Linked DNA regions of Mus musculus: regions 2 and 3 are each linked to region 1. The links are chromatin loops, found by intact Hi-C in ENCODE. Cell type or tissue: heart. All regions are shown on one strand.

Region 1 (8,000 bases):
CCAGTTTCCTTGGGACTCACATCCTGTTCTGTCCTGATGGAAAACAACATCAAAAGGAATACACATTGATCGGTCCCCCTCCCTCTCTCTTTCCCTCCCTCCCTTCCCCTCCCTCCTTTCCTGGTTCCAAGAGTTTTCTGTCATTCTCATAAGCCTATAATTGATTTAATATTTCAAATATGAACTTCTAAAACAAACTCCCAGGAGTGCTGCATGGCTATGTTTGGTTTTGGAGCTCTCAAAAAAAAAAAAAAAATCCTTTCTTGTTTTTGTTAATACAAAAAGGGAGAAAGCGAGAGAGACAAATGAGGACGGGAAAGGGATTTTCCAGCATTTTCCTAAAACATCTACTTACAAACACCAGCAAGACAATTTATTCTAACATTGCAGCAAAGACTTTCCAGGCACCAAAAAACAAGGCGTATTGCAACAACTTTAAGACAAATTGCTGACAACACCACTTCCCGAGGAGTCAGAATTTTCCAAGCACTTGTAAAGACTTAAGCTCTTCTATGCCCTTAGAGATTATTAAATTTCAGTCCCCGTGAGATGTTTGTCAATGTTTCCAGAGGCCAGGGAAGAGCCATGTGGCATTAAAGGACAAACTTATGCTTACCAAGAAAAGAAAATTACATACGGAACAGGGACGATGTGACTCATCTGGTAGAGTACTTGCCTAACATACAAGATGTTCTGAGTTTGATTCACTCCTCATAAACCTGGCACATTAACGAGGGCCTAAAATCCCACCATAGGGAGTTGAAGGGAAGAGGATCAGAAGTTTGAGGTCTTCCTTGGATCTTGGATATGTTGCAAGATTGAGGCCAGCGTGGTCTACCTGAGACCTTGTTTCAAATTATATCCTAGGGGTTTTGTTTTGTTTTGTTTTGTTTTGTTTTGTTTTGTTTTGTTTTGTTTTGTTTAATGGAAAATGGCTGGACAGGTGACTTGGCAATTAAGAGAATACACTGTTTCTGCAAAGGACCACAGTTTGAGTCTCAGCACCCAAGTTGGGCATCTCTCATCCACCTGAAACTCCAGTTCCAGGAGGTAATCCCTCTGGCCTCCACAAGCCCCTGCCCTTCTGTGGATACACACTCCCACCACATACATAGAATTGAAATTTTACATGGGTGCTAACTTGTTTTACTATGTGCTGTGTGCTTGGACTATGTAGTATGATCATCTACTCTTGATTCAATTATTAATTAATCCCATATATAGTTATTAATGATCATCAGATTCTTATCCCAGTAGCTTGTAATGTCAACTGTAGAAGGTGTTGAGCAAATGACAGACATTGAGTAACCACCTATAACTGTCCTTAGTTTATGGAGAAGAGGTTGATGTGTTGTATAATGGAAGGAATAGTTTTAAGAGCACGTGGGAAATCACTGCAAAGAAGGCCACCAGATTTCCCTCCTGATGATTTAAGGACTCATCACCCCAAGAGATGGGATCTTTTATGTCTAGGCAGACCCCATGATTTGCTTTGATTAGTAGAATGTAAAGATAAAGGACACTGTGTTGGCTGGTTTTATGTCAACTTGACACAAGCTAGAGTCATCTGAAAGGAGGGAACCTCATTTAAGAAAATGCCCTCATAAGATTGGGCAAAAAGTAGACCAACATGAGTGAAGACCAAGCCTGGCCAAGCTGGTCCAGTGCCCTGTGAAATAGAAATAAGCCCAGACTCCATTGTTGGTCATGAACAATACATGTTTGTTGGGGAAAGCACTTATAACCAGAAATCAGTGGAAGGTATGAGACCAGTTCCATTGGGAAGAAACATAAATACAGGCACACATCCACTGAAATCATGCGGGGGTCTTACTGTCAGCCAGACCTATGAAGGACTATCAAAGCCTTCATTTCTCTGGGCTTTTATTTGTAGCATAATGTCCTCTCTATAGGATTAGTGTTATGGATGAATAGTATCTAGTGACAACCATAGTAAGCACCCAGTAAATGATGGCAAGTCTGAGGAGAAAATATCATAGAGATATAACATAGAGCAAGGCCAGACACATGCAATTATACCACAAAAAAGAGAGGTTAATCTTTTCAAACAACGGAAGTGCCTTCTTTCCCATTCTGTCATATCTATTAGGAAATATTCCTATCAATGCATAGAACTTAAATGTGGTTAGTAAAATAACTTCCTGAATTATTTCTCATATCATTGGCATGGTATGTACATCATGTTACCTTTTTGAACCTGGTTAATAGAGTGATGTTCTTATGTGCAATAAGAAATAGACACAAAAGTACTGGGTGCATGAATCAAGCACAGGGTGTACCTAAAGTCATTAAGCCTTCCCAGTCATCTCCAGCAATTGGCATTGAATTTTCTATTTTGCAGCTAAGGAAACAAGGGACCAAACAAGTGACTGACTCCTTCACCATGGGTTTCATACCAGAAAGTGCCTTGGAATTCAAATCCCTGTGAACCCAACTTCAAAGACTGTGCCCTTTTCCCCAAGCCAAGCCACCTCATGTAAGGTAGTTCTGTATTCAGGCATGAGTCAATAGCCATGTTTTGAAAGAAACAAGTAGATCAAATCCCATGGGCATGGAAGATGTATCTGGGGTAGAGATTAGGTCAGTGTAATCAGTCAGACTAGTCAAGAAATCCAACATGGAGCCTCTCCACAGTCACCATAACTCATCTGCCTATGCTTACAGCTATTAATGTATAACAAGCCTGCCTGGGAATCAATGGAGATCATCTCTCAATAATGCTTAGAGGTATTATTAAAATCTCATAGATCCTCTGATTTTGGGTGGTCCAAATCTATATTCGGAAAAAGTGCAAATGTGTGAGTGAAGGTCTGGTTAGTCTATTTTGGAACACAGACTTGCTGATATCTAAGAAGGGATGCCTTCTAAGATGGCTCAGGCTCAATGACTTCCAGAAGAAAACAAATAGTGTTATTAAGTCCCATGGGGTGGTAGTGATCTGGAAACAGGCCAAGAATTTCTTGTTATGTTATTCACCTTATATCTGTCAATCCAATCTATCAAGGTTAAGTTTGACCTAAAAGCAAGTTAAGAAAAATTCCATCTTCATCCTTGGTACCTGTTTACTATATAAAAGCAGAAGTTAAGGCTGTTCATTGGTTCATCAAAGCATTTGATTGGTTTGAAGTCTCACGTGCAAAGCAAAAGCCAGGATAATTTTCTGGGAGAATTACAAGGAAGAAAAAAACAAAACAAAACACCTTACTAAGCAATAAAGCAAATGTTTTGGTGCTGTAGTGGATATACTAGAGAAGGAGGATCCGACCACCACAGCGGCTGAGGATGAATGGGGGACCCCCAAAGGTGAAGGTGGGTAAAGCGAGGAAGGACAGAAACATGACTCCCAAAGAGGTTTAATTGTCCTCAGAAGAGGTGATGAGTAATGGCTGTTTTCTTATCTGAGCCACAAACAGTCCACCTCTTTGACATGAATAAGAAATAAAGGTATCCATTATTTCCTTTCTGCATATTAAAGACAGAGCCGAAATTACAATGTCTACAATGCAGGGATTAGTCATGCATAATTTATTTCTGAATTAATGTCGCAGTCACAAAGCTAAAGGAGTCAGAGCCTCTGAACCTAGGGCCCCCCCCCGAGAGGCAATGACAGTTGCCTGAAGTAGTCAACAGATGGGGCTGGGTGGCTGCTAACCCCTTTGACTGCAGCAGGCAGAGGGCGTCTGCGCAGAGCACTTAGCTTCCTGCAGCGGCAGGCAGGAATCAATGCCGTCCAACACGCACCAATCAAATCTATACACAGGCCACGCACAATCCGGTAAAGGAGGTCAGAGAAATACGTCCTCAGCCTAAGTAACTCGTGGGCAGCTGACGCACCATGATGTGGGTAGATCTCAGAGAGGCGCTGACGCAGTCCAGGGCTCAACCAAACCCCCTTCCACCACTGGTTCACTGCTCTGTGTCACGCAGCACCAGAGGCCAGACCTTAGGGGGTGCCCACTCTGGAAGGCACAGGAAATTCGTCCCATTTATAAATGATCTCATCTCTTCAAAACTGACATTTTCTCTAACAAAGAAAATGATTTTGTTCTCAGATTCAAAGAAAAGCATCACCTAGATACTTTATGACCTTGCTCCTGGCACAATGAGAAACCAACCACGGCTTTATAGAATCATCCCAGAGCTGGAGGCAGAGCCGTGGCTTCTTGTGAGAGGGCAGACAGCTCCTCTATCTTGGAAGGATAGGGAGGTTAAAGCAACAGGAGGACAGGAACGAGGTACCTAAGACCCTATTCATTTCACACACTGGCAAAGCTTTCCCACTGGCTGACTAAATGCATAGGTGAATGAACAAAAGCTAATAATACCTCAAGAAAAGCAGGTCCTGTCAGCAACAATGTACCATGAAAGCAATTCGGCTACAAGCTCTTCAGCCACTTGGCATTATATGGCAATATCTGAAAACCAGTCCATACTCACTGAAGATTTTATGCATAGTCCTCTGTGCCTCAGTTTCTTCACTTGCAAAAGATGTACCAGACAAGGAAGGGTTAACTGTTTTGAAAAATGAGATGAGGTGCTTAATGAGCCTTTTCATCTGTGGTTTAACTTGCAATCAATTCAGCTGACCATAGTTTACTGTAGTTTAAAAATATTGAATGGAAAATTCCAGAAATAAACAATTTCAGGCGTTTTAAGCTGTGTACTGTTCTGAGGAGTATGATGCACTATCAAGCCATTCCTTTCCAATCCTCTTGGAATGTCAATCATCTTTATCTAGCATCTCCACAGTCTGTGAGCTACCCACCTATTAGCTATTAGCAGTTACCTCAGCAGGACATAAGTCCATGTAGCTTGCTTGGTTTCTTTCTTCTCTCTCTCTCTCTCTCTCTCTCTCTCTCTCTCTCTCTCTCTCTCTCCTTCCTTCCTTCCTTCCTTCCTTCCTTCCTTCCTTTCTTTCTTTCTTTCTTTCTTTCTTTCTTTCTTTCTTTCTTTCTTAGTGTTAGCTCAAGGCTGGAGATTTGGCTTCTACCACGGGGGCAGAGAGTAGAGGCATTGTCTACACCAGTAGGAAAGTAACTGGCTGACTGAGAGCCAGACCTGACTCTAAGCACCTTAGAACTCAGGGACTTAGGGACTCAGAAGAACACCACACTCTCACCATCTCTCTGGACTAGCCACAGACAAGGACTGGATGTCAGCCGCTTCCCTGGTTTGAAAGATACACCTAGCTCATGTTTGCTGTGATTTTCTTTTTTAATTTTCCAGTGGGAAATATACAATAGAAATGTGCAGTGCCTCCCGTACATTCAGACCTACAGGGAATAGAAGGCTCAGGACCCCAGAAGGCAGCCACTGACATCCAAGAGCTCACAGGCAGGCTTCCTCTCTCAGCACTTTCATGCAGCTCTGTCTGCAGGATTCCTGGGAAGCCGCTCAGCTCTGTTGCTCAGCTCGGTTTCCTGGGAAGGAAGAGATTAAGAAAACCCTCAGCAGCTTCAACTGCCTGATGGGAACAGAGCAGATGGACCTTTTAGGAAAGGGCCATTGAGGACTCAATTCCCCAATAAAAAGACATAGGCTAATAGACTGGCTACACAAACAGGACCCAACATTTTGTTGCTTACAGGAAACCCACCTCAGGGAAAAGGAAAGACACTACTTCAGAGTGAAAGACTGGAAAACAATTTTCCAAGCAAATGGTCTGAAGAAACAAGCTGGAGTAGCCATTCTAATATCAAATAAAATTGATTTCCAACCCAAAGTTATCAAAAAAAAAAAAAAAAAGACAAGGAGGGGCACTTCATATTCATCAAAGGTAAAATCTACCAAGATGAAATCTCAATTCTGAATATCTATGCTGCAAATACAAGGGCAGCCACATTCATTAAAGAATCTTTAGTAAAGCTCAAAGCACACATTGCACCTCACACAATAATAGTGGGAGACTTCAACACACCACTTTCATCAATGGACAGATCCTGGAAACAGAAACTAAACAGAGACACACGGACACTAACAGGAGTTATGAAACAAATGGATTTAATTGATATCTACAGAACATTTTATCCTAAAACAAAAGGATATACCTTCTTCTCAGCACCATATGGTACCTCCTCCAAAATTGACCATATAATTGGTCACAAAACAGGCCTCAACAAATACAAAAATATGGAAATTATCCCATGCATTCTATCTGATCACCACGGACTAAGGCTGATCTTGAATAACAAAATAAAAAATAGAAAGCCAACATTCATGTGGAAACTGAACAACACTCTACTCAATTATTCCTTGGTCAAGGATGAAATAAAGAAAGAAATTAAAGACTTTTTAGAGTTTAATGAAAATGAAGCCACAACATACCCAAACTTATGGGACACAATGAAGGTAGTCCTAAGAGGAAAACTCAGAGCCCTGAGTGCCTCAAAAAAGAAACTAGAGAGAGCATACACTAGCAGCCTGACAGCACACCTAGAAGCTCTAGAACAAAAGGAAGCAAATTCACCCAAGAGGAGTAGATGGCAGAAATAATCAAACTCAGGGGTGAAATCAACCAAGTGGAAACAAAAAGAACTATTCAAAGAATCAACCAAACCAGGAGCTGGTTCTTTGAGAAAATCAACATGATAGATAAACCCTTAGCCAGACTAACTAGAGGGCACAGGGACAGTATCCTAATTAACAAAATCAAAAATGAAAAGGGAGACATAACAACAGAACCTGAGGAAATCCAAAACATCATCAAATCCTACTACAAAAGGCTATACTCAACAAAACTAGAAAACCTGGATGAAATGGACAACTTCCTAGACAGATACCAGGTACCAAAGTTAAATCAGGATCAGATTAACAATCTAAACAGTCCCATTTCCCCTAAAGAAATAGAAGCAATCATCAATAGTCTCCCAACCAAAAAAAGCCCAGGACCAGATGGGTTTAGTGCAGAGTTCTATCAGACCTTCAAAGAAGACCTAATTCCAACTCTACTCAAACTATTCCACAAATTAGAAGCAGAAGGTACTCTACCCAATTCATTCTATGAAGCCACAATTACTCTGATACCTAAACCACAGAAAGATCCAGCAAAGAAAGAGAACTTCAGACCAATTTCTCTTATGAATATCGATGCAAAAATACTCAATAAAATTCTTGCAAACCAAATCCAAGAACACATCAAAATGACCATCCATCATGACCAAGTAGGCTTCATTCCAGTGTTTAGGGTTGGTTTAATATACAGAAATACATCAACGTAATCCACTATATAAACAAACTCAAAGGCGAAAACCACATGATCATCTGATTAGATGAGGAGAAAGCATTTGACAAAATCCAACACCTTCATGATAAAAGTTTTGGAAAGATCAGGAATTCAAGGCCCATACCTAAACATAATAAAAGCAATCTACAGCAAACCAGTAGCCAACATCAAACTAAATGGAAAGAAACTCGAAGCAATCCCACTAAATTCAGGGACTAGACAAGGCTGCCCACTTTCTCCCTACCTATTCAATATAGTAATTGAAGTTCTAGCCAGAGCACTTCAACAGCAAAAGGAGATCAAGGGGATACAAATTGGAAAGGAAGAAGTCAAAATATCACTATTTGCAGATGATATGATAGTATATATGAATGACTCCAAAAATTCCACCAGAGAACTCCTAAACCTAATAAACAGCTTCAGTGCAGTAGGTGGATATAAAATTAACTCAAATAAATCAATGGCCTTTCTCTACACAAATGATAAACGGACTGAGAAAGAAATTAGGGAAACAACACCCTTCACAATAGTCACAAATAATATAAAATACCTTGGTGTGACTCTAACTAAGGAATTGAAAGATCTATATGATAAGAAGTCTCTGAAGAAAGAAATTGAAGATCTCAGAAGATGGGAAGATCTCTGATGCTCATGGATTGGCAAGATTAATATAGTAAAAATGGCTGCCGAAAGCAATCTACAGATTCAATGCAATCCCCATCAAAATTCCAACTCAATTCTTCACTGAGATAGAAAG
Region 2 (8,000 bases), 96 kb after region 1:
TATGTGTTGCAAAGGGTTAACAGATGACAACTTTGAACTCAAGGGAACAGAAACAATCTCCACCACCCAAAAAAGCAAACAGAAAATGCAGCTTCTCCAAGACCTGGGAGTCCTCCAGCTTCATTCAATGTTTCTTAGGCATCTGTCATAGTAAAGATCATTCCAGGAGTCCATGGAAAACTCACAAAGACAATGAAACATGACCTCTGACTCCAAGATCTCAGCATGTGGGATTGATGTGGTAAGGCAGGAGAGGCAAGCACATGAACACATGGTGACAGAACGGCCTGATGGGCTATAAAGAGGCATCTCTCCAGATAATTAAGGGGAAGGACTGCTGACTACCAACCAGGACATGCAAAGGTGACAAATTTTCACTTTTTCTTACTCTCAATATCTATAATATGGAAATTCAAAATAGCAGAAACACATTTCAGTGTTAAAATGGAATTCTAAAATAAGGACTAATAGAATAGACTATAATTGTTGAGGTCTGCCGATATTTCTAAAAAACTTGAATGAATTCTAAAATATAGCCACATGAGAGTCTTTCTGGACAAGGGATTTTCTGTCATATGACTCAAGAGTGAGGAAAATATCTATAGCCATGTTTCTAGTACATTCTTCTTCCTGTGCCAAGGACTTTACTCAAGGTCAATTCCACAATCCCTCAAGGGAGTCCCTCAAACTAAACTAGAAGGAGCCAAATAAAATTTTATGGTCTTAGCCTTGTATTCCAATAAGAGGAAGGAGGGACCAGGTGATCATGGAAGCCAGAATGGATCCAAATAATGAAGGAGCCTCAAACCCACAGAGAATAGAAGACTACCCTTTATTCTCTCTGGCTACCCATAGTTCTGGAATCTGCCCACTGTGTTCACATCTTACAGGTGTAGAGCATCCTGACAGTAAAGCACACCTGAGTTCTTTCCATTGTTCACTAAATTGTTTCCTGTGTCATATATACATCTTGATTTTATAATTAGATTCTTTGTGTTTGTACTAACATGTGTGCAGAGGCATAGTGGGCCACATGTCATATGTGCACATGTATGTGGAAGTCAGAGGACAACTTCAGATGTTATTTCCCAAGTACCATACACCTTGTTTTGATGAGACAGTGTCTATCAATATCCTAGAGTTTACCAGTTAGGGTAAACCATATGTTTAGCTGTCTTCACCTCTACAATGGTGGGATTATAAGCACAAAACAATGCACAGTTTTTAAAATGAGTTCTGTGCACCAAAACCCCCAGGTCCTCACGCTAGCATGACAAATGCATTACAGACTAAGCCATCTTTCCAGCTCTGTTGTCAAATAAACTAACCCAGTTGCTAATTCACAATAGAATTCCTTGTGTGTATGGCAGGCACCAAACCCCCTGCTGGGAGATGGCAGTCAATAAGGCCCCTGACCCAAAGATGCAAACTAATATAAGATGTAATTACATGTTGTGAAATGTCATAGGAAAGAAATTCACAAAGTGCTATGCTGGAAAGTGGCAGGAAGAACGTCTCTGAGGAGACAACCTTTAAACTGAGCTCTAAAACAGAAAAACAACCGCACGAGGGGCTGGGAGTAGAATACTGCACACAGAGATACACTGATGGAACAGGAATAGAGTGAGGCTTCAAGGAAGCAGCAGATAGGCAGAGGGACCAAAGATTGGTGAGCAACAATAAGAAGGAAGGAGATGAAAGAGAGGGTCAGAGCAAGCAGGACAGCAAAAGGACCCAGTTATATACTTCATTCGATTCTTGGGGTTCTGCCAAGATTTGTGCTGCCCTCCTGGCACCAGGCCAGAGCTTTGCCTGAGTGGACTGAGCAATGGGAATGACTCACAGGTCACAGTCATGTGCTCATTCTTCCAGAAACTTTCTGCCCATCATTCACCCCAGCATGACTTCAGATGAGCTATGAGACTCTCTAGGGTCTCCTTCAACTTTGTGTTGGCTGCATCCAGCCCTCACTCTGGCTTCCCCAAGGAAATGGAGAGTTCAGTGGGCAAGAATGGTTTGGGTGAGTGGACTTATCACTACCTCCCTTCCCAAAGGTGGGTCAACATCATGGAGCACATCTGAAAACAGAGCCACAAGGGTCAAACATGGCCAACAGCATCTGAAAAGAGAGCCACACTGTCTCTTTATTCTGGCTTCAAGCTTACGCACTTTGGGGAAATCACTTAACCCTTGAGCCATGAATTTCCTACCTATAACATAGTTCTAATAGGGTACTTTCTTGGGGTTTCTGTGATCATTGGTACTCAATCCATGAACTTCAAGTTCAATGAGAGACCTTTTATCAAAAAAAGTGAATAATTGAGAACATGTAATGTTGGCCTCTGACTCTACATGTGCACATATTCGCACATGCACCAGGTAACAAATACACACACACACACACACACACACACACACACACACACAGAGAGAGAGAGAGAGAGAGAGAGAGAGAGAGAGAGAGAGAGAGAGACAGACAGACAGACAGAGACAGAGACAGAGACAGAGACAGAGAGACCAACAAAACAGCAACAAAGGGGGTAGACACATAGACAGACTTTGCTGGGGAAGCTGGCAGATTTGTAGTCTCCTGCTGCTATAATTTTGGGACCATGTCTTCATACTCTCAGCAAAACATGGTTATCCTGGAGCTGAGTGATTTCTTGCCAGCAGTGGTCCCACAATAGACACTGTTACAGTGGGATTCCACATCAGTATAGTACAGTCTTAGGACTATGATGGCCTGGAGCTCCTGAGGACCGTTCTCCCCCATCAGTTATCACACTTCCATCTTTGACTCTTTCCACCTGCTTGTAAAGACCTATGTGTCTTCACCGGTCTTTCCTCTGAAGGGTCTTGTAAAGACACACCAAAGGGGAGGAGGGATTTGCTTTTGGAAAGTCCAGACATTAAGGTTCTAGAGAACCTCCTAGAGCATACTGGTGCCCTTTAGAGCCCACATAACACTTTCTCAGTTTCTTGCCTGAGTGTGGTCCTGCCAAAGGAGCTGGCCTGAGAAGAGAGATAGACAGCCACAAAGAATGTAAACATTGTGGAAATTTTGGGGGTCAATGTTCAAGACAAACTATGTTAAGACCCTGTCAGGGACTGACTAGTCATGTTTGTTTACACACAAATCCCACCGCCCTTTCTGTATGTTCCACAAAGCCATCAGAGATTGCCTTGTAGAAGGGAGAACCTTAGCCACAATCTTCCCATTCTGATCCATGACTGACCTAGCCACTCCAATACCCTTTCTCTGATTCCCAATGTGGCCCATGTACCAAGACCATGACCACCTCTGTTTGTGCCTAAACAGAGGCCTCAGGAAATTCCACAGTTGGGATCTACTCTTGGCCAAGTGCCAAAGAGGCAGTACTGGTTTATGCTACCAAAAATACTGCTGTTTCCTCTCAGTCTTGTGCTTAATTTAAAAGTAACTACAAACACAGGGTAAGCACATATGCTATTTTTGTTTCCACCTCCCCTATACACATCCCCTTCTCTTCTAAATGGAGCACTGGATTCCAGCCATCAACATCAGCCCAGCTGTTGCAATGACAAACATGAAAATGTTCTCCTGTGTCCGGTGTGCCCTGGCTTCAGGAACCGGTCTTCCTGTGACTTTCCTACCCCACTATTCTCTCAGCTGGTTCTCCTAGGGTGAGAAAAGGGGGCTTTAGTTTCTCTCCAAAGGAAGCAGTGACTTTTCAGGACAGACATCATGTGGAACCTGAACTACAATTTGCATTTCAGCCATCATCACCATTAAGTTCCTAGGCCTAGAAATCACCTGAGAAAGCTATCCTCCTGACCTTAAGAGCCCAGATAGTGTACAAATGACTAGCACATAGCACTTCCTCAGCAAGTCATTTAGAAATGCTAATTAGCTACACCATGCTAGGTAAGAAAATCAAAACATGGATGAATCAATACAATAGAAAGTAATTGTATTATAAAACTATCCTTTTAAAACGTTGTCAAGGATATTAAATAGCCATTTCTCCAAGTACATGCACAGAGGGTCATGTTTGAGAGTCTCTTCTAAAGGAGGTGGAGATGACCATTGAGTTGCTTGGCTCTGACCTACAAGGAAATAGACGGAGTGGGAGATAACCAGAACCTCTTCAGCTTTTTCATGGGGTTCACCAGTTTGGAGGTGGCAGCATGACCCAGGCCACTATTGACTGAAGGATCTTTTAAGTGGAGGGACAGCTTTCCTAGCTACAGTGCCTCTGCCTTCCCTGTGCCCCAGGGACATCTGTGGGAAGTCTGGACAGGACCTGTCAGGGTTCCCTGTGTCTAGAAGCCCAGTTGAGCAATGATTTAAAAAATTGTTGATCCCCCTCCTTCATCTTGCACTAACTCCATATGTCAGACAGTTTTGAAAAACAACAAATAACCATTACTTTGTGGACATACCTGGCTCTCTCTCTCTCTCTCTCTCTCTCTCTCTTTCTCTCTCTCTCCACACACACACACACACACACACACACACACACACACACACACACACACACACATGCAATAAAAGAGATCAGAGAAATAAGAACAATTGAAACCAACATTTTTTTTCCGATTTCTTTACCACTTTATACTTTCTTGTTTCCTCCACATGATAAATATATAACAAAACTTCAATATACAAATAAAACGTGTACAGCAGGTATGAAAGCATGTGGTAGTGAGTAAACCAGACAGCTCACCAGTTCCTGTGCCGTAGGAAGTAGATCTTTCTTGAAATAGAGCAGTTGAATTTGATAACCTCATCAGCGTCTGTGCCATAGCCAAGTTGGAGGACCGCCATTAACAACATTAACAGCACAGAGAAGCTGTTGCCCATGTTAAAGAACAAGGCTCCCACTTACCCCCCAACCCCCAACCAGGACTTCACTTTGTTCTTCTGTTTGACACATTTTAAATTCAGTGTAATGCTAAGAGATGAAGGAGCACAGGCTGAAACAGAAAGGATAAGTGGAACCTAGGAAATTTGGTGATAGATAACAGCTACGTCCTCTGAAGCAACAACACAGGGTGTGTACTCAGCTCCTCTTCCTGCCCAGAGGGGAAGGTTCAAGTTATGAAGCTAAGGCTTTTGTAAAGGAGGAAAATGTTATGGGGAAATGGAGAATAACTCTAATGTCTGCAGAACATAAAATATCTAAGTAGCATAAAATGTTGCAGGACAAGAAGGGCATGCCATCAAAGAAATTACAGTTCACATTTTGGATGAAATTATGAGATTAAACAGCTGGGGACCAGATATAGCCCATGATGCATAAACTCTACCAATTATAGTTCACATTTTGGATGAAATTAAACAGCTGAGGCATTGATATAGTGCTTGGTGCACAGACTTGACCATTTCTTTTCAAATTCAGCTTCTCAGAGGCTTATTCTCAGGGGACTGCGGATTTTCAACTTTATCTTTCCTCATGCGGATGAAGACAACTGCTAAAATTATACCTGAAAAGAGAAAACTCAGGGTCAAACAAGCACAGTCTTCAGATGTCCTAACACAGTCACTTATAGGGTAGGAGTGGGGATGACTTGTGAGCCACCATTTGTGTGATTAAACTGTGCTTCGTTGTTCTAGTGAGTATAGAGCTCTGGGCATTGGCTCTCTTGGATAAGTAAAGAGGTCATTTGTTATGAGTATATAGGAAGCCCGAAGTTATAACTAACCTGGAGGCTGGCAATAGGGAATAGAGGAGCCAGTGCTATAATTCCTCGGAGGGAAAAGAATGTGGAAATAAGTCTGTCTGAACCACGTATATACCCAAACATTGATGCTAGTTTTTCTTCCCTAGAGAAAAAAGTCTAATCATAACTAGGGAGTTATCTAGACCTGCCCACCTGCCTAGAGTCTACTTTCATTGTATCTACCAAATATGAATTGTTTATGATTTAAAATTGATTTTGAAACAATTTTAACTTCACAGTAAGGGCTCAGCATGCAGCTTACTAGTAGAGCAGTTGTCAGATGCGCAGCTTGGGGACCTTCCCCGCAGTACCAGCCTCTCCTGAGGGACCTTCAGTGGCCTGCCTACTCATTCTGGTTTCTCTTACTTCTCTGAACTCTAACAGGACTACGCTGTGCTTTGTAGCACTAATCTCAACTGTCAGAGCCCACTAGGAAAAGTGTAGAGTTACTATAAGGAAATTGCTCATCAATAAGCTTACAGAAGGCACCATAGCCAAGAAGACTAGACATTCAGACACTTGCTGACAATCTTGTGATTATTCACATGCCCCCATTCGAAAAGAATAAGGGTACAAAACAAAAATAGCCCTGTCAATTCTATTTCTATATATCCTCAAAACTGCCCATTCTTTACTTAGAGTAGGATCATGGGAATGAGGCTGTGTGAAAAAATTTCAGTGTGGCGCATGAACTCAATCTTCTCAAGGTGGGTAGGAAAAACAATAAAAGGCATAAAGGCCAAAGGATTTAGTAAACAGTATCTCAAAATCTAGCTCTGAGGCTGGGAGCTTGCCTGAGTTCAAGGCCAGTCTGGACTACAAAGCAAGTCCCTCTCAAAAGAAGGGCCGCTCACATGCAGCAGACAGCGTTCTCAAGGAGGCCAGCTGCTCTCCGTGCATGAGAGAGGACAGCTCTCCAGCTAGGGGAAGAGTCAAAGCCATGATGCTGTGAAATTACTCCAGGTTGTAAAGACGCAGAGGCCAGAGTTATGAAAATAACGCAAAGGGAAACTCGGCAGCATCTCAGGTGTCACAGAATCTTCATTTCACAGCCTACCCCTCCCTATTCCAACACGGGTAGAGGGTCAATGCAGGCCTTGCCCATCATGATATCAGTTCTAATAAACTCAGTGCCCGACACAGCAGGTCACAGAGACTAATTTCTTTCTCCTTCATAAGAGCTTGGTAACTCGGCCCAAAATGCAGCAATTTGTGTGTAAAGTTTGATATGGTTACAATCTTAAATGGCCTTCAAATGTTCCCAATTCAGCATTATCAACAGACGACCTCCCCTAGACAGTTTGAAGACTGTACCCTGCAAGGGAACAGTAGGACCTGAGCCCCTTCCCGCTTCCTCTCTCATTTGTTCCCAAAGGGAGGTGAGCAGCTTTCCTCAATAAAGTACTATCTTCCTGTGGACCCCCAAGCAACAGGCCAGTCAATCGTGGACCTCTGAAACTACTGAAGCCATGAGCCAAATAGAAACTTTTTTAAAATGTTGATTGTCTTAGATATTTGCTACAATAAAGAATGGCTGGTTAATAAAGAGCCTTCTGGTATAAATGTCAGCATGAAAATCCAAGCAAGGAAATGACAGGAAGATGGGAGCTTTGACACAGTATTTCTCAACCAGGATACTTTGATGTGATTGACTGGGGACTTGTATTCTTGGTTGATACCCAAGGCAAGAAACCCCCAGAGCACCCCTATAGATGGCATGATGAGCTCACATCTGAGGCTGGGGGCAGGAAACCTTGGCTCTGAAAAGTCATACTTACCAATGACCAGAAATGTGGTCAGAAGTATACCAACTGCCATGCCCACAGTGGGTATCCCATCCTGTCTGCCTGCTGGCCGGAAACAGCTTCCTTCCACACACTGGCAGAAAGTAACTAAAAAGCAGAACAGGGCTCCATAGATTACGTTTTTAAGTGAATAGTTGCAAAATCCCAACTTAAAGAAGCATTTCTTAAAGTGCACATGGTACCCTATATCCTACATCACCTTTACACGGTACCTACCTGGTAAGAAGACAGTCCCTTCCATGGGTGGCTGCCCCCCATCATTGATGCGGATTGGAATGTTATAAACTTGTTCCTCAAAGCGTGTGTGCCTGGTGGAGAGTCTAGCATGTGTACCTGTCAGAACAGGGAGAAAATGAATCACGTGATAATACAACTCTAGAACCTTCACTCAGCAGAAATAAAGCTCATTTTTGCATTGTATATAATTAAGTAAATTGAAAAATAGTCTGATATAGGTGATAGTTTGAATAATTTAACATATTTAACATATTT
Region 3 (8,000 bases), 58 kb after region 1:
TGTTCACTACTTTTAATTTATTATTGTGCTGTCTCTTATTTCTCATTTGCAAAGCCATGCCTTTCCCATTTAGTTCCTGTTAGTCACAGGCTAGCTAAGGCAGCCCACTTGGTTTCCATAGTACTGTCACCTGGGAAGCTGCAGGGTAATTATTTCTTCCATTTTGTCACAGGAAACACTCACCCCACCCTGACATGCTGTCAGACTGCGCAGCAGCCCTGGTGTTCCAAAATGGGCTAATTATGACTGATCTTCATGTAGGCCTGCTGCCTTCCGAACCACGGCCCACCTTCCTGCCCCACTTACATCTCTTTATCTGTGAAGATACCCTGAAGGCCGCTGACACACAGGATGAGTCTGATGTCCGTTTTCTATTTTTGAAAGAGTCCCCAAACCACTGGACCCTAGACCAGTCTGCCACTCGAGTGAAGCAATCCTGTCATTAGTGAGTGAGTGAGTGGCTTTTCGAGCCAGCAGGCCTCAGAGGAGGACCAGAGAGTAGGGGCTCACCGCTGAGAGGGCACTGGGTCCGTGGGCCTCATTCGTTAAGAGTTTCTATGCAGAATGTTGTGTGTGGGGTGCAGAAAACACTGTGTTGCCCCTGCCATGGGGAGTTTGCACTAGGCCTACAAAACAAAATAAGCTCACAGTCACAAACTCCCAATGTTTCATGACTTTATTTGGGAGCTGTTAGCAAGTTTCTATCGACCTCAGATGGGTACCAATAACAAACCAAAGAAATTACTCCAGCAAGTCTAGACTGGTGAACCACTGTGTTTTAGGGGCGCTATTCACAGGCGCATGAGTGAGGGGTTACCTACAGGAAGGAGTGAGTTGAAGGTAGCTGCTTCACTGAAAAGCCTACTTAATATGGATGAGGATTCAAAAACCGCACCCTGGTCCTCCCTGCACAACATTCAGGCAGCTAGTGCTTCTTACCAGTTAAGATCACCATGAGGTAAAATTCAGGACAATTTCTGAAGCTATTAGAAGTTAGGAGTCAGGAATGCAATCTTGGATTGACCCCGATGGAAGCTTTCTCTTGTTTTCTGGTAAATGGTGCTTACTTCTCTCTATGGCACACAGTCGACAGGAGCTGGAGAAGATGGCTGGGCTCAAGCTTCTGCAGGCTGTTTGATCTCAGGCAGCACATTAGCTGTGGGCATACAGTGCTCAGCCTTCTCTAGGGAAGAGCATGTCTGGTAATATGTGTTGACAAATTACCTCTCTAAATAGCAATATAAGTACAATTTTCATTGAGAAATTTTGTTGAAAATTAAGTATATATAGCATATATGTGTATGATCCAGTAAATTCAGACATCATACACATATGCACTGGGAAAGAGAATTGTCTATGATTCTAATGCCCAGGCAGAACCCTGTTAATTATTGGTCTTCTAAATTGAAGTAATTTGACTTTTGTATTATTTATTTACAAGGTCTATAAGCTTTCTCAAGGTAACTAAAATTCATCACAGACACCATTTTAATGGATGCATAATTATCCCTCGACCTCTATCAAGCCCTTCACTGGCATTTGCAACCTCTGCTTGCACTACTGTGGAAGGTATTCATCGGAGGAAGCATCATGATAACTTATCTCTTCTTTAAACACTTATCAATTGTACAAAAAAGGGGGTTTCACTATGCCATGTCCACAGCCGTATGAAATGTACTTTGATTTTATCCTCTTCCCTCTCTTCTTCCTAGTCCTCTCCTAATTATCCCCTTGCTATTTCCGAAAAGCCCCCTTCCTATTTTCATGTCTTTATAAAACAAAGCTATATTCAAGTAAAAGGCAAAAACTGAAGTGTCTCTTTCCTGGCAGCTCACTTTCAAACAGAGCTAACTTATCAGGTGTTGAATGTTTGGATGGCGGATGGAAATTCATCATATTTTCTTTCAACATGCATTTTTTCCCATGACTAATAACAAAACATTGGGGGATAGCAATGTACCATTTGCACATAATTATAAAGATCTACCATTTTAATATCTGAAATGGAGCCATTAGTGGAAAGACAGGAGTAACCTAGAGGATGCTAACACAAGTTCCCAAGTTATCCTCGAGAGATTTGCAGCCAGGGCAGAGCCTCAGCTGACCACACCATCCCAGATGACGATGGTTTGGGAGGCAGCCTTCTGCTTTTATTAGAAAAAGAGCACCGTACAATTTCTTTGATGAGGAGGAAGTTTGAACACATCAGAGTTTTCCATTAGCTCCTGTACTTCCTTCTTGAACTGTAACTTTGATCCATTTTCCATTGAAACTTTGATGTTTTCTCACGCCCCTGAGTAAATATTAATTTAACAATTTTTGTGGGCGATACATTATATACATCTAAAGGTTTGTGGCATGAAGCAGTCACCCTGGCTTCACATGGACCTTTCTCCAGAGGTGACCTGGGAACAGCTGTTTCTTCTGGCATTTTCTCTAAATGACATCATATTTATTCCTTTTTGTCTTTTGTTTCTGTTGTCAAACTTAACTAACACATGTGATTTATTCACAAGAATCTGTACACATTTTAATGGTGAAGTTTGATTGCTCTCTAACTGTGGTTAAAAACCAACAAAATGCACCCCTTTAACTATCATCCACTTCACAACTTAGAACACTGACTAGATTCATAGTGTTGGGCAAAAGATCTTAAAAAGTTTTCGGAACGCAAAATTAAAACTATATCTATTGAACAATTTTCCATTTCTTCCTCTGTTCTGCTCTTAAAAATGACTATTGTACATCGTGCTTCCTTTAGTTTGGCTATTTTTACAACGCTCAGAAAAGTGGAATTATACAGTATTTGTCTTTTTCTGACCAGTTTATTTCTCTCCACATGGTATCTTAGGTTTCATCTATATTATATAAGACATGATGGGAACTTTCCATTTTCAAGGCTGCATAATATTTCACTGTATGTCTAGACATTGGAGGTTGTTTTCACATAAGATCCTGTGGATAACCCTGAAATGACCATGAGGTCATAGATCATTAAGCTTTTGTATTCAGTTCTTTTGTATAAATACCCGGGAATAGGATTACTGGAGTATATAGTAATCCTGTTTTGAACCCAGGGCCTTGTGAATGCCAGGCAAGGGTCCCACCACTGGGCTACATCTCTAGCTCCTGTTGTCAGTGTATTGGGGAACTTCTACTAAGTAATATGATTTTACACATACTTCCTGAAGTTTTGAATTTTATACTTTGAGAAACAGATTTTTCATACTCTGAAGGACAAGCTTCAGTATAAACCTCTATCATCTCAATTTCTAGCTCTATTGTATTTATACTCTTCCATGAGTGTTTATACTACAAACGGTGGTGAACTTATCATTTTGTGTTTACATCTTTATAGCTACAGGAGCATCGTTTACTCAGTTTCTTTTCCTGCAGAACTTTTGTTTTTCCAGAAGTTAAGAGTGGCTTTATTTTTGGTGCCTAGTCATTCTTCATGTATTGATCATCAGTTTATAGCAGATTCACTTTGAGGAAAGTTGCTCTCAAGGTTGCCTTGTCCCTCAGGTAGCCTGCTCATTACACACGTCTTCCTGGGAGACACATGTCAGGTAGCTTGCTTGTCACACACGTCTTCCTGGGAGACACATGTCAGGGAGCCTGTGCGTCACACACATCTTCCTGGGAGACACATGTCAGGGAGCCTGTGCATCACACACGTCTCCGCTCTTTGCTGTTCTTGCTCCTCTGCTTCCTTGCACCTCCTGTGGAGATAGGCTTTTTGAGATTGCTTCCCACAGTGATTCTTCTCATTTCCTGCCTGTGTTGATCCCGTTTCCTCAATCCTGTACCAGAGCTTTAAGGCAATCATTGACTGTCTATTTCATTTAAATTTAGAAGCTGTATGCATTTATAAAAAAATAATTGTTTTTTTAACTAAGTGTATTTTAACGTGTATAAATAAGTTGACAACTCAATGAGTATAGAAAACTGCAGAGTTTTTAAATATTATAGTTGATTACATATTATATTCTTGGAAATATGAGTGCATATTTAAAAAATAATTTTTTCATATAATGTATTCTCTTCACAGTTCCCCTCCCCCAGCTTCTCCCACATCCTCCCCACCTCCCCAACTCCCCACTTCCCCACCTCCCCAACTCTGTGCCCTTTCTTTCTCTCTCTCTTTAGAAAACAAATAGACAGGCAAACAAAAACAAACTAGAATTTCTTAAAAAGAGAAAATACAAGAAATGCACACACCCAAAACATACACAAACACAATATCAGAAACCATAATATACAAGCAAAAAAAAAAAACAGTAAGACAGAAATGCCCAAACAGAGCATTAGGAGAAAAGAGGGTTGGGAGGCTGGAGGGACGGCTTGGCTGTTGGAAGCATTTGTGGCTCTTCCAGAAGACCTGGGCTGGGTTCCCAGAACTCACATCAGGTGGCTCACAAGCAACTGTCTACAATTCCATCTCCAGGAGATCCAACATCCTCCTCCTCCAGTCTCTGCTGCCACCTGCACACATGTGACAAACACAGAGAGAGAGAGAGAGAGAGAGAGAGAGAGAGAGAGAGAGAGAGAGAAAGGGAAAGAGAGAGAGAGAGAGAGAGGGAGAGGGAGAGGGAGAGAGAGAGGGAGAGGGAGAGGGAGAGGGAGAGGGAGAGGGAGAGGGAGAGGGAGAGGGAGAGGGAGAGGGAGAGGGAGAGGGAGAGGGAGAGGGAGAGGGAGAGAGAGAGAGAGGAGAGTCAGGCTGACTACTGTGTATGTCCAAGGACCGTCATGGCACAGGCTTAAATCATCTGCTCCTTCCGAGAAGCTGTCCTTATAGAACACGTTAATGATAATGCCAGCAACAGGGCTAAGATTTGGAGAAGTGCCTACTGTGTGCATGCCTGATCAATTCCCTGCTTCAAGCCCACAGTTCTCATTTGGCTTTAAAATAATGACCATTTCTGCAGTAGTGACTCTGATTGTGTTGGGAAGAGTGATTTATACTTCGGTACTGTCGGAAGACTGCACAGTTTGGCAAACTGTATTTTATACTTTTTATCTCTTTCTCAGTTCTAGTCATCTTTGAAAATTAAAGAAATAATGCTCCATTAACCATCATGCTATGCAGGACTGTATTATAACATATAATTTGTATAAAAGGGATGGATAGTGCATATATTTGCTTAAATTGCATATTTTGCTTGCATGTTTCTAGAAGAACACTCAATATAGTGTGGGCATCTCCCAGAAGGGGTGGGATGTGTAGGTTAGAGGGGAGCTTTTTAACATGTCCAAACCTTCTATTGAGGGTGAACCCTTTCAGCAATATGCATTTATAATGTTTCTAAGATTAAGAACTATCCACAGCAAACACTGATCATGGAAAAATCCACAATACACTAGTGACCTATTTTAGAAGAATGATTATAATAGAAAAACACTCTACCAAAAGAATTCTCCTCAGTGCCTCTTCTCAGAACATAGAGTCTCAAGGCCTGGATCTAGAGCAAGGTAAGGGCTTAAGAAACACCCATAGTGGGCATCGAGACAGGGGCAGCTGAAGGACTGACTCATCTGTCCCCTCCATGGCTTATAGACATGGTGGTGTCCTGGGTCAGAGATAGAGGTTCTGCTGATCTCAGGGCTTCCCTTGCATTCCTCTGCAGCGGTGATCACAGTTTGAACTGGAGCCAGGTTAGCTTTAGCTGAGTTACAGCGGGACTAAAGAAATGCATCGCTCCGGCAGTAAAGCCAGCTAGCTTTAACAGTCCTAAGTGGTCAAAGTGGAGGTCTGCGGAAGGAAAACTAACATGCAAACATGGGTTGTCATCATGAGGAAGGTGGCTGGCTTTTCTGGTAGCTGCCTCAGACTTTGAAATGCCTCAGGCTTACTCATTTAGTCTTCCCTACCTCTACAAGGTGGACTCTATTCTAATCCCCTCTGTAGAGATGCAAAGACTTAGGCTTAGACTGAGGTTTACCAGTCATATAGCTTATAGAGATTGGTGACAGAACTGACATAGTAACTTTCTCCAGAGGCAGAGACAGTGGCAAGCCATTCACAGCACTAACCACTGCTTTATCTCTAGAAAGCATGAATCACAAGCTGAGGGCTTAAAGGCCAAGATTTGTTTAAATACAGTTTATAGCTAATATGCTTGACAGACACTTCAGGGTAAGATAAGACTTCTGAAAGAGAAAAGCTTAACTGAGGCCCAGATATTGAGTTATCACACTGAGAGCCCACAGCAGGAGAGTCTGGGAAAGAAAAGTACTCCAAAGGAGAATTAACCAGGGCAGACTTCTCCTGGGACAGAAAAGGCTTGAGTTTGAGGAAAGTCAGCATAGCAAACATTGGCAGCTTTGGGGGTTAGCCTAAGACAGGGAGAGAACTGTGGAGGTTGGTTAGATCTTGGCCATTGTCAAGATATCTAGTATTTATGGGAAGGGCTCTAGAGAAGGCCTCAGCATCTTAGGGGCTTCAACACGAGTGTGCTGTCAGCATTGGCATGATGCTTGTCCGTGGACAAGGACATGTTCATTCTGTCCCTCTGGTACTGCTCCCTTCTGTTGTGTCTCCAATTCTGCGACAATGCCCCGTTTGTACAAAGATCTAAGATATTGGCCCTTGAGAAGGAGCCTTTGCTCCCGACTTTCTCCACCTCTCCTCTGGAATGACTCACCATAGAACCAGACAACTGAAGTAAATTTGGCTGAAGCCAAAAGCACATTTTGTTGCAGGGCTTGTTGGCTTTCCATACCCAAGGCTTTCAAAAGCAGTACAAATAAGAGATGGACCAGATGCCAGGGCCCATTGATCTGTGTCTGTCAGAACTGAGGTGGGTGGCAGCTGTGTCCCTATTTGGCACTGCCCTTCTGTACCATGCCAGAAAGGCACCGGAGAGAATGCCTACAGCACGGGGGATGGAAAGCCGGCGATGGCTTGCTCTCACTCTCTTTATCTGGGTCTATGGACTGTGGCAAGGTCTCAGTCTACCACAGAATTACCAAGTTATACTTGCTGAACTTTGGCATTTCAGCTAGTTTTTCATTTCTGTAAGATTGTCCACTAAATAATCAGAGGGCAATGGGTTATTCAAGAATGTACTGAACCCTGGGTATGTTGGAGCATGCCTTTAGTTCCGGAACTCATTCCAATGGGACGTGGAAGCAGGCAGATCCCTGTGAGATTGAGGCTAGTCCAGTCCACATAGCGAGTTCTAGGCCAGCCAGGAAAATATGGCAAGCTATTATCTCAGAGAGAGAGGGAGAGGGACAGAGAGAGAGGGAAGGAGGAAGGGAGAGAGAGAGAGAGAGAGAGAGAGAGAGAGAGAGAGAGAGAGAGAGAGAGAGATTGAGAACTGCAGGCATTACAGGGATTCAACCGTGACCTTCAGAATGAAAGACAACAGATACACTCAGAATACTAAATGGAGCCAATGTAGGAACTGTTACACAAGGGGGATGTTAGCCTCATTTGATGAAGAGTCTCCTCGACCTCCTTCCTAACAGCACTGGACAGAGCTTCTGACTCTACTGACACTGAGTAAAAAAACTAGTCACCATAAATACTTATCTTTGACATGGCTCAGCCATGCTTTATCTCCCAGGACCCAGAAGAAAGGAATCCATGGAGTGGGAGTATCAGCCATTCGTGCCTCAAGGCTGCCTCCATAGTCACTGACAGGTGACACAAAGCATGATGGGAACAAAGTGAAAGCCCATCACATTTGGGAAAGTCAGAGAAAGTCTCAAAAGACCATCTTGTCTTTACATACGTCTTCAGAAGGACCCTCTTCGGCCCTCCCTCTTGGAAAAGAGTTTGTTTGCAACACATTATACAGTTTAAGGGCCCAGTCTCGCCTTCTGTAGCTGTCGTCCTCCTGTGTGTCTTTGCTGGTGTCTTCTTATTGACCTCCTGGCTGAACAACAATAGTCAACATTTACTCAATTCTTACTAAGAGTCAGCCACCATCCAAAGGAAGTCCCGTCCCATCCAATCTCAGAATCCCACAACACAATTACATTAGAGATGACCT

What was found. A loop is a pair of places that touch in the nucleus more often than their neighbours do. Peaks named below come from ENCODE experiments on the same cell type or tissue, not always from the same donor. Only the 100,000 strongest peaks of a DNase experiment are listed, where the experiment ranks them.
Region 2: it touches region 1 in a loop (2.2-fold over the local background); 3 of 42 quality-filtered maps call a loop at or near these places.
Region 3: it touches region 1 in a loop (2.9-fold over the local background); 2 of 42 quality-filtered maps call a loop at or near these places.

What each region holds. Positions count from the first base shown.
Region 1 is chr4:11,910,518-11,918,517 of GRCm38, reverse strand. No RefSeq gene overlaps it. Among named protein-coding and RNA genes, the nearest start is that of Pdp1, 52 kb to the left of the region's middle. In heart, a CTCF peak has its summit at 3,663; a DNase peak (open chromatin) is centred at 3,707; H3K4me3 peaks cover 730 bases; H3K27ac peaks cover 944 bases.
Region 2 is chr4:11,814,452-11,822,451 of GRCm38, reverse strand. Cdh17 (cadherin 17) reads right to left here. Exons shown (of 18, transcript NM_019753.4): 16 at 7,725-7,841; 17 at 7,482-7,595; 18 at 4,547-5,466. The coding sequence ends at 5,378. Among named protein-coding and RNA genes, the nearest start is that of Cdh17, 60 kb to the right of the region's middle. In heart, no CTCF peak of the experiment used is centred here; no DNase peak of the experiment used is centred here.
Region 3 is chr4:11,852,824-11,860,823 of GRCm38, reverse strand. No RefSeq gene overlaps it. Among named protein-coding and RNA genes, the nearest start is that of Cdh17, 99 kb to the right of the region's middle. In heart, no CTCF peak of the experiment used is centred here; a DNase peak (open chromatin) is centred at 4,383; H3K27ac peaks cover 438 bases.